Linked DNA regions of Homo sapiens: region 1 is linked to region 2. Evidence: chromatin loops called from intact Hi-C (ENCODE). Cell type or tissue: psoas muscle. All regions are shown on one strand. Links, peaks and the distances in the headings refer to the core of each region. The heading gives the core; the rest is flanking DNA.

Region 1 (5,378 bases), core at 263-5,262, 110 kb before region 2:
CCCCTTTTCTCAAGGGCCAACAAATTAAATTTGAGGGGCTGGGGTTTCTCTGCTTTTGAAGAAACGGGTGATTTAAGAGAGTCACATGCTCGTCCCAGTGGCTGCCACTCTAGTTGAATGGGTGGCTTTCTTACAAGTGCACCTCGGGTTGCCTTGGCCGATTTCTGGCTTTTCAGATCTACAGCCTCCTCTGCTGACCTTTCTCCTCATCGGAGTATGCAGTCCATTCTCCCAGAGATGACACCAATACCAAGTCGTCCTGGGACTGGCTTATTGTCTGACAAAGTGCTGTGAGGATGTGACACTTTAGCTATGTAAGAGGATTGTGAGTAAAACACAATAATCTGATTTTTTTTTGTAAATTTTTTTTGCCCTCTCAGCATTAGGTTTTGAATAATTTATTATTCCTTCTTCATATACTCCTGGCGGTGAGGTTAATTTGGTCATCTTGCAGGGGCCTGGCTGGTAATGAACATTTTTATATCAGGCCTCGGAGTACTTTCTCCGTAAGACATACCACATGTTTACCACTTAATTGCCCAAGTTGCTTGAGAGTGTTAGCGTCTGGGGGGGTTGGAATATGGCAGTTTATTGTACAGAAATATTTTGTGTATTTGATCTTAAAAAATATATTCTGAGAGACATCCAAATTCTTGAACTGCATATGGCCCCAATATAATTTTACATTTGGTTTAGTAGTTTGGAGGGGGGGAGCTTCTTTCCAAAGAGATAATTATGTCATTGTGGAGGAAGAAGGTGATGGTGGCAGTGGTGGTGGTAATGGTGGCAGCAGCAGACACTTACATAAGCATTTTCTTTTTCTTTTTTTTTTTTGGAGACAGAGTCTCGCTGGAGTGCAGTGACACAGTCTCGGTTCACTGCAGCCTCTGCCTCCTGGGTTCAGGTGATTCTCCTGTCTCAGTCTCCCAAGTAGCTGGGATTACGGGTGCCTGCCAGCATGCTTGGCTAGTTTTTGTATTTTTTGTAGAGACAGGTTTTCACCATGTTGGCCAGGCTGGTCTCGAACTACGAACTACTGACCTCGTATAATCTGGCTGCCTCATTTATTACATACCAGGCAGTATTCATTTAGCTCCCATAACAACTCTAGGGATAGGTTCTATTAATATTGCCTCTGTGCAGAGAAGGAAACTGAGCCCCAGAGAGGTTAAGTAACTTGCAGTCATTGAATTAGAATTCAAATTCAGGTAGTCTGGTAGCAGAGTCCATTCTTTTAATCCATGTGCTAGGTACACATAGGCATGTGGGGAACCCTGAAATGCCAGGTGGAGTCCTGTTGTGCCTCTATTATTCTTGTGTGTCTAAGGCTTTCTGGGAAGGATTTTATTAGAACTGGGCATCAACTGCCTGGAAAGCAGGTTGAGCCACCTAGCAGGGAGCAAGACCACAGAGCTATCTTCTCTGTGTTAGCCGAGTAAAAAGTGGAGCAGGGGAGAGAAAAGATGAAACAGTGGCAGGAGGATCTTTCCTGGTCACAAAAGTTAACCAACTTCCAAGTTAGATTCAAAACACTTGTCTGAAATTTTTCATCTAGTGCTCTGCAGAGACATGTATGTTTACACTCTGCATTCAGTTCTAGGTTATAGTAAGCCGGTTTCCAGAAGATGGAGACCTGCACTCCTGGTTTTCCTAGAACCTAGCTGGAGAAGCCGGGTGGCAGCCCGCCCACCTTTTTATCTTGATTTTATGCAGTATACTATGAAATTGCTCACTAAAGAGATTAATTAGTGGGGTCTTCACCTGGGTGTTTATGGGCATGTTTGGCAGTTTGGGATTGCTCCCGTGTTCTTCAAGCCTGCAGGGCACGTCTTGTGGATTGCAGTGGTGTGCTACCACACTCTAGCACCCACTCATGCTGCTGTTATTTTGGTTTCCTGGGCCTGTAACTTTGCTGTAAACAAGCAAAATTGCTTTCTACTCAGTGGGCTGTTTCCTGACACAGCAGGAGACCTTGTTGTTTTTCTCCTGGAAATCTCTGGGCTTCTCCTATCCTATCTGATACTTAGAAGGAACCCTTGCAGACTTACATATTACAGTAAGGCGCACACTTGTCACGGATCTGGGTTGACTTCAGTGTGTCTTTAGGAAGCCTCCCCTAGTGCTCCACGCTGCCCTCTGGCTGCAGCAAACCTAAAAGCTGGAGAGCAATACTGCCAGTCTCAAGTTGCACCATCAGGGACACCACTGAGATTTCAACTCTTGAATCAAAGAATTTAGGATTGGAATGGATAGAGCTTAACTAGCCTTTTCAGTGCCTCAGCTCAGGGGTCTCCAGCGATAGGGAATTCATTATACCCAGAAGCAGCACAAGCCAACTTATCTGAGACAAGTAGGGTTTGTTCTTAAGATGAGCCAAATGTGTTTCTCTAGAATTTCCATCCATTGGTCCTTTTCCTAACTCCCTGGGGCTACAAAGATCCCAGGTGTTAAATTTGTGCATCCCATAAACCACTGTAAAACTGTATAAGTCTTCAGCCTGTAGAGATCTGCCTGTTTTCTCCTTCACTTGTTCGTTCCATCATGTTCAATGGAGATATTAATAGCTAGAGAGAGCTTCTATCAAGACTCTTCCCTCTTCCTCTTCTCCTCACTTCTTCCTTCCAGCCCACTCTTCCCAACCTTGCTCTGCACTTTTTATGGCTCACCTACTCTTTCAACAGAATCCAATTCCTTGCTTTAATTTCAGGTAGCCCTGAGTCCAGAATTTAGGTGTTCGAGGAAGGACCTCCTGAATTGAGGTAAGGGAATAAGACACATTCCCCAAAATGAGACTGTAATCAAGTGGTGCTATTTCCACTTTGCAAATGAGGTAACTGAAGTTTAGAAAGGTTAAGTTACTTGCCCAAGGACACACAGCTAGTAAACAGTAAAGTAGATTTGGACTCAGGTCTGCCGACAATAAAGCCTCAGCTATTTACAAAGCAGGTCTAATGTACTGGTTATAATTATGGATTCTGGAGCCCAGCAGGCCTGGGTTCAAGTCTCCATATACTAATTGGTGACCTTGGGAAAGTTATTTAGCCTCTCTGTATCTCAGTGTCCTCATTGGTGGAACAGTAATAATAATGCTACCTGCCTCACAGGGTTGTTGTGAAAATTAAATGAGAAAAAGCATGTAAAGCAGTTGGCACAGCACCTGTATGTGATAACCACTCAGTAAGTTTTAGTTTAACATCATCATCATCATCATCATCATCATCATCATCATCATCTATTTTTAAAATTATGATAGAGAATGTCAGAGCTTTGCACGGTTGGCTATGGAGCCTGAAATGTGGCCACCTAACTCTTGGGGTGGGGGGTGAATTCACGCGGCAGGGAGCTGCAAATAACCCTTTGGTGGATGCTTTACAATGGAGGCTGGGTGGGGTCTGGGAAGAGTGGCAGTGGCTATGATTATTATTTTTTAGTTTTGGGTTTTTTTTTTTACACTTTGAGAAGATTGCTACAGTTATCTGGAAATCTATTGCTCGGGCAAAAGCAGGATTGCGTGATACAATTTAAAAGGCCGGCAGCTGCATTTCATCCTTTTCACAAGAAAATAACCCCTTACTCCAGTGAAGCTAAAAATAAAAATGGCAGTACATTTGGCAACCACGCTTCTTCCTTTATTACCTCAGCAGTATCTGAATAAAATGTCTTATTAAGCAAGATATAAGGGCAATGAAAGGGAGAGTAAGTCAAATTAGTTGACATCTAAAGCATGGTGCATCATATACCGCGAGGGTAGTTACTGTTTAGTAAAATGGATTTAATGCTTAATATAAATGCTGATATTTAGATGGCTATATTTTGGCAACTCAGGAGGAAGAGAGGTGGTTTTTGAGCTGGTATAACTAGGTTTTAGGTCCTTTCCTGACACAAACCACTCATGTGGCACTGGGTGGCATGCTCCATAACCTTGGGCCCCACTTCCTCCATGTGCTAAAGGAAGGGTGTTTTCTGGCACCCAGTGGCTCTGTGGCAGGATCTCAGGGTAATCTGGGAAGAGTGGCAAAAACAGGGCTCTGAATACCCACCCCACTCAGACAGGTGCAACACTGCCTGTATCTGCTTTACATATTGGGACAACTGGGTGAGATTTTCTTTGGGGAAAGGATTACACGAATAAAACATAGGTTGTCAAACCACCAGATTTGATTATTTCTAAGGAACCCTACAATTCTCACCTTTGAAAGTTCCACCATGCCAAGTTTGAACTGGCTCTGAAAGCACTCTGGGTCCTGTTTCAGCTCTACCACCTACAGTGCCCAGAAAGGACCTCGGGGTCCAGGAGACAGGGCAGTGCACTAGATACAGCACAAGGTAGGGTGTGACCAGGGAAGAAAAGTGGTGGCAAATCCCATTATAAACATGGATGGATGCAGGCTTGTGTGCCTGTATACATGTGTAAGTGCATATACAAGCATTTAAATGCATGATCTATGTGTGTGTGTGTGTGTGTAAATGAATGCGTTTGTGCATATGTTGGTAGAATTCATGTACAAATCGGTTTCTTACATTTGTGCATAGAGAAGATGTATGCACAGCCATACCATCGTTGGCCAACTGTTGTCTCATTTATGCCAGCCATCACCTTGGTGGGTTAACCTTCATTTTCGTGGTTGAAGTGAGGAAACTGAGTCTTACAGAAGCTAAGTAACCTCCCCAAGTTACATGGCTAACAGTTTGCAGAGTAGAGGGATCATACTGTATTAGGTATTTGTTTTATATATGCCTGGGATAGTGCCTTACTATTAGGGCCCTGGTCCACATAGCCCTCAAATTTCTGTGTGATGAGGAGAGTCTCATATATGACAGGGACCACTGTGGGTTAGTCTTTTAGAATTTTGGTTTTGTTTGATTTCTTGTTTCATTACTTTTGGGATCCTGTAGTTGAGGGTTACAATGACATAGCATGACCAGGGCTTATCCCAACCACTCTTTTCCCAAAAATGACTAAATAATGTCGTCAGGAGTTTGTTCAGGATTTCCTTCTTTGAGAGCTTCCTTCCAAAACTTCTTTTGTGACAGAGTTGGGAGCCTATTGAAAAATGAGGCTGATCAGTCACAAGTCCTATTATGCAAAGTCATTCTTAGGTACTATTGGCAAGTAACTGAATGCAATCCTAGCAAAGACCTTAGGAAATCTTGTTTCCTTTTATTCATACCATGAAGCACATTGAAGACTGTCAGTCATCCTGCTTCCTTGGAATCATATGCTGAGAGGCTTTTATTCTGAAGAAAATCATGAAACCTGCGAATAGATTTATGCTCTGCTTCTAATGGTTCATGAAGCCTAAGTATATCTAATAATAGTTCTTTCACCTGATTTGCCTAAGACTAAGATCTTGTATAAACAACTCTCACCAGAACCA
Region 2 (5,378 bases), core at 145-5,144:
GCAGCTAATAACGTCACATAGCAAAAAGAGTCTCAAAACCAGACAGGTGACAGGGGATTTGAGACTGATCTTACCAGCTCTTCTGGGAAGTCTCACTCTGGCGTGGATTTCTGCCCCATAGCCCACCCTGAGGGGAAGAAAGGCTGGCTGGATGGAGGTGGGCGCTTCCTTGGTGCTCCTGGGCTCTCCCCATCTTCATGCTGTGTCGTTTTGCTTTATGCCTCCCTGGAGCACTCTTGGAAAGGAGCTTTCTTCTGCTTGCCAGTTGCCAACCATTTGCTGATTCTCATCAGAAGAATCTAATATTTGCATAACGTAACTCAGGAACAATGTGTATTTGGATGCTGCCTTTGAGCGGAGTCCAACTGATGTTTGTGCACAAAGGAATTATTAACCACCCGTAAGGCTCCCTAAGGGGAAGTGGCCTCACCTCCCCTAGTGGTAAACGGGCCCAGTCCTGAGAAGCCTTTTGGCACATCACTCCCTAACCCCTAGTGGAGGAAGGGACTTCAGAAGAGCCCGAAAGTCCCCTGCACAAGCCTGACTTGCTGCACGCCTCCTCTGTGGGTTTGTTCATGGGCCCGTCCCCTGCATTCCAAACACACCCCCAGGGTCAGGGCGTCTGGAAACAAAACAGTGAATAAAAGGAGGAAGGAAAAGAAAAAAAAAACAGCGTATGCTAGTAACCAGTTAGCCGTCCTTCACTTATTCTCGACAAGATCCTATGAGCTGGAAGGAACACAGAACAGGAGAGTTCAGATGGGCTATTGACAGGCCCAAATTCACACAACAGGAAATAGAGGAGCGGAGGCAAAGTCCCAAACCTTCCTGCCTAGATGTGCGTACATTGTGGGTTTTTAAATTTTTTTTTTGTTTGTATTTTTTGTGGGTACATAAGAGGTGTAGATATTTATGGGTCACATGACATATTTTGATACAGGCAGGCAATGTGTAATCATCACATCAGGATAAATGGGATATCCAGCCCTTCAAGCATTTATCCTCACAAGTTGTGTTTTGCCTCTCGGAACCAAGAGGAAAAAGAGAAAGGAGGAGGAAATGAAACACGATGACCTCTGGACCCCTACTCCAAAATGTGTCCCCCCTCGGTGGGGCTGGCAGTGTTGGTTGGAGGAGCAGGCGTGCTCTGGGAGTCGAGTCCTGAGTGGGACCACCCCGAGGTCTGGCAGGAATGGAACATGCCGGCAGAGCTCTGGGCCCAGTGGTATCTACAGATTTAATTACTTACAACACATTTTTATACCTCGTAAGTATTGACTCCCTATTTTGGAGTCCTCTTGGCAGCGATCCCACAAGGGAGCTATGGATGCCTTGGGAAAGATCTGGTGCTGAAGTTCACACTCACAGCAGATGTGCAGACATTGCACACGCAAGCACACGGGGCTGTAATGGAAGCACTATCAGTAAATGAATAAATAGTGTGGACGACATCTCCCTGATTTGTCACATTTTATAGAATAGCCCGGCATCCCCTACGTGTCTCCCTCCCGTCCACATCGTAGCTCAGCTGTCAGCCGGTGCAGGCTCAGCACATCTCCTGGGTCTGGCAGGTGAACGAGCTGGGAGTCTGTGTCTCTGTGTAAGCCCCTCTGCCGGCCGGCTTGCTTTAATTAATGTCTGTGTGCGCCCAGGCAAGCACTTGTGCACAACTACCTCGTGTCACCTCCACCCCCAACACTCATGAGAGCCCATAAAATTAAGAGTTAACTTTCAGCGATGTGTATAAGCAAGGCTATTTTTCCCTTTCTGCTGTTTTTTTTTTTTTTTCCTGGAGCCGGGTACTTAATTCTTTCTGTTGCCTTTTTATTTACTGCCTCAACATCTACAGGGTTGCACTCTACACTTCTTTCAAAAATTAAGTGAGAAATCCACTTTCCATAAATTAAAACAGTAACTTCAGGCCAGGAGCTTTGAAGCAGCAATTCTCCCAACCCCCGTCTCCCCACCCGCAGCAAAAACAAATAAAAAGAAATAATAAAAGAAAAAGCCCTCTCAGATCGGAGTGATTATGTAATTCTGCAGATGCCTTGCCTTTGGGGCAGCCACTGGGACGCTGGGCAGAAGCAAATTAAGTGATTAGTAAAGAAAAAAGGCAGAGGAAAAAAAAAAGTCAAAGGATGTGAACGGAGAGAAAGGAAGCCTTCCCTGTCGTTTCCCCCGCGACTGTACAGAGAACTGCTAAGAAATGATACTTGAAGTTATATTTATTATTGTAAGAGGGTATGATATTTCTGGGCAGGAATGATGGATGACAACTTGAATTTGTGTCCAGGGAATGAAGGTGAACTGTGACAGAGTTATTTATCTTGGGAATGGAGGTTAGGGTCAGCCGAGGCTGGGTGCCTGAAGGCACAAGACATTGACAAATTTATCCTGCAGGCCGTATCTGAAGCCCTTTGTTTTGGATCCTGGCTACTCACTAAGTGACCCTCATCCTTCATGTTGGCAATGCGTGAAGGATGCGGTGGGTGCCAGCGGCCCCTTCTCCCCCGCCGCCCCCGCCCCGACTCCTGCTACTAATTCTTGTCATTCACTTTGCTGACAGGCACCAAGCCCAAACTATTCCCAGTCCTGAAAGGGAAGGTTAAAATATTTATTTCGGCTCATAATGGCCTCCCTGATTTAGTGCAGGATCATTTTTCCTGTTGCCTTTGTCATTGCAGGTCACTGGAAGGACTGAGCGCATTCAGGAGCCTGGAGGAACTCATCTTGGACAACAATCAGCTGGGGGACGACCTTGTGTTGCCAGGGTTACCCAGACTGCATACCTTAACCCTCAACAAGAACCGAATATCCTTTCCTCTGCCCGCTGCCCCCACTCCCCACCCAGCCCCACAGTCGTCCCCCAACCCCACCCTGCACAAATACCTGCAAAATGTCAAATGAGTTTTACGTGTCAGCTAAATTAAAGTATGTGAAATACAGTTCGTGGGCAGACAAAGCATTCTGTCTTCTGGCACTCGGGACACTTCAGAGTAATTTATTATAGGTCATTCATAAATGAAACGCACCATTATATCTTCCTGTTGCTCCATTTTAGTGTAGAGATCTAAGTTATGGCTGTGAAGAAATCTTTTTAATAGATAAAAATAGAGAAAGAAAATAATGTCACCGCTGCAGAGGCAGCGAAGCCCAGTCTGTTTGCTTGGGCTTGTGTGGGAGGGCGACCTCTGGTGGGAAGTCCCGGGTAATGCCGCCAAGCAAACTTCCTCTCCTGGGAGGTTTCTGGAAGGCTCTGGGGCAGGCTTGGGGAACCGTTTTGGTGAGGGAAAGGAGCTAAGGTGGCAGAGACATGTGAAGCCCAGGCCTGGCTATGCCCTCACTGGGGGATACCATGCTCTGGTGATGAGAGGCCTAGGGGACCCACGACAGTGTATGGCCTCCTCTATGGAGGCAAGGACCTAGTCAGCCTAGGGTGAGACTTACGGGCACTAACTGCTCTGGATTCTGTAGTGGGGATGGAAACAGGGAACCCTTGCTGCAACCTAAGGCCCGTAGCTCCTGCATTGTTAGTGTAGTGGATTACCCGGCACTAGAATGCCAGCTCGATGGGACAGGGAGTTTCCTTGGTTTTGTTAACTCCTCTGTTCTTCACACTAAGAATAGTGCCTGGCACCAAGTACAAGCTCAATAAATATTTGAGGGATGAATGCATCATTATCATTAGCTATTCCTTATTGAGCACTCCTAGGAATGAGGCATGGTGCTGGGTTCTTTATGTGTGTTGTTATTCATCCTTACCAAGCCCTGTGAGAAGGGTGTGTCTTTTCCATTTACCTAGACATAGAAAGAGGTGAGGTGTAGGCACACAGCCAGACACTAGCAAGATGCTAGGTCCTGGATGATTCAGTGTCAACTGTGTTGTGTCCAAAGTCCAATGTCTGCATTCTACTGTGTTGCTTCAGACTCAGTGGTCCAATGGCTTTGTTTTATTGGATGGAACATTTGAGACCTGGAGTAGTTAAACCACTTGTTCACATTCATACAATAAGTTAGAAATAGAAAAGGAGACAAGGCATTTTCCTCTAGAGTATAAAATAAAATCAGATATACATGTAAGGCTTGGCACATATGCATATGCCAGCATTTAAGAATGATTTGCAGAAGTATTTGTTAGCTACTGTTTATACTTCAAGCCATAAGTTAATGTTTTCTTTATTCTCTCAGATATTGTCTCAGTCAGCTCTTGCTGCTACAGCACAGTACCGTACATGAGGTGGCTTAAACAACAAACATTTATTTCTCACAGTCTGGAGGCTGGAGGTTTGAGATCAGGATGCCAGCAGGGTTGGTTTCTTGGTGAAGATACTTTCTCACTGTATCATCACATAGCAGAGAGAGAGGAAGCAAGCTTTTTCAAGTCTCTCCTTATAGGGGCACTGATCCCATCAGAGAGATCTACCCTTATGACCTAATCACCTCCCAAAGGCCTCATCTCCACATACCATCATTTTGGGGATTAGAATTTCAACATATGAATTTGAGGGAAGAACAAACATTCAGACCATAGTATTATAAATATGCTCCTTGTGGTCATTATTGTCACTTTGATAGAAGTAGAAGGGGAGGGCCTACATGTAAATTCACAGTCTTTGTCATAATGAAATTTTGGTGGAATTTTCCCTTCTTATGTCTGTTAGTCAACCAAGTTTCCCAATCACTCTTTGAAAAACTTTGTAGTCTTATGGCTTTCTAGGCTGTCTTAGATGATCAGTTGGCCAATATTCTCAAATAAATCAAGGACAGAAGGATTTTTAGACATGTCCTGTGTCCCAGGTCTCCGTAGAATATTAGGGTCCATGGACTTTGGTTCATGTCTCAGCTTAATCATATTTAGCGGTGTGACCTTGGACAAGTTATCTTCTGTGAGCTTCTTTTTCTCATTTTTAAAGAAATATGTTGGACTGGTCGATGGTTTTATTCACAGTATTGCTGTCACCAGAGATAAGCAGGCCTCTTGGCTTCAGAGTGCTGAGAGGTTTTCTTTGTCTTTGGTTGAGTCCTTTCCCTATTCTGTGCCTCCACTTTTCCAATCTGTAGCAGTAATGCTAAGGGAGTAATGGTAATGGCCTAGGAGGGACCGAAGCAGAAGACACTGTGTGGCTGTAAACCTGACCAGTGATATCACTGGTGCTGTTGTAGCACATTTTCTTATCAGTGAATATTCTGAATAGACTTCTTTCCTTTTTTCTCCTCTGCTCTACTAATGTGATTGTGAAGATCATCTTCCCCATCTACTTGACTCAGAAGTCACAGAGAAAGGTAGGTAAAATCAGGCAATAACAGCACATGCTATCTTCTCAACCCAGCACTTCTGATGCCACTTTTTCAGCTAAATGACTCTCCTACCTAACTGT

The links. A loop is a pair of places that touch in the nucleus more often than their neighbours do. Peaks named below come from ENCODE experiments on the same cell type or tissue, not always from the same donor. Only the 100,000 strongest peaks of a DNase experiment are listed, where the experiment ranks them.
Region 1: it touches region 2 in a loop (2.3-fold over the local background); 13 of 110 quality-filtered maps call a loop at or near these places.

Annotation. Positions count from the first base shown.
Region 1 is chr10:75,924,850-75,930,227 of GRCh38, forward strand. All of the region lies in intron 2 of LRMDA (leucine rich melanocyte differentiation associated), which reads left to right. Among named protein-coding and RNA genes, the nearest start is that of MIR606, 380 kb to the left of the region's middle. In psoas muscle, for the core only: a CTCF peak has its summit at 2,143; no DNase peak of the experiment used is centred there.
Region 2 is chr10:76,033,324-76,038,701 of GRCh38, forward strand. LRMDA (leucine rich melanocyte differentiation associated) reads left to right here. Exons shown (of 7, transcript NM_001305581.2): 3 at 2,685-2,811. Among named protein-coding and RNA genes, the nearest start is that of MIR606, 480 kb to the left of the region's middle. RefSeq lists an enhancer at 822-4,808. In psoas muscle, for the core only: a CTCF peak has its summit at 3,195 (motif pointing left); a DNase peak (open chromatin) is centred at 3,198; H3K4me3 peaks cover 946 bases.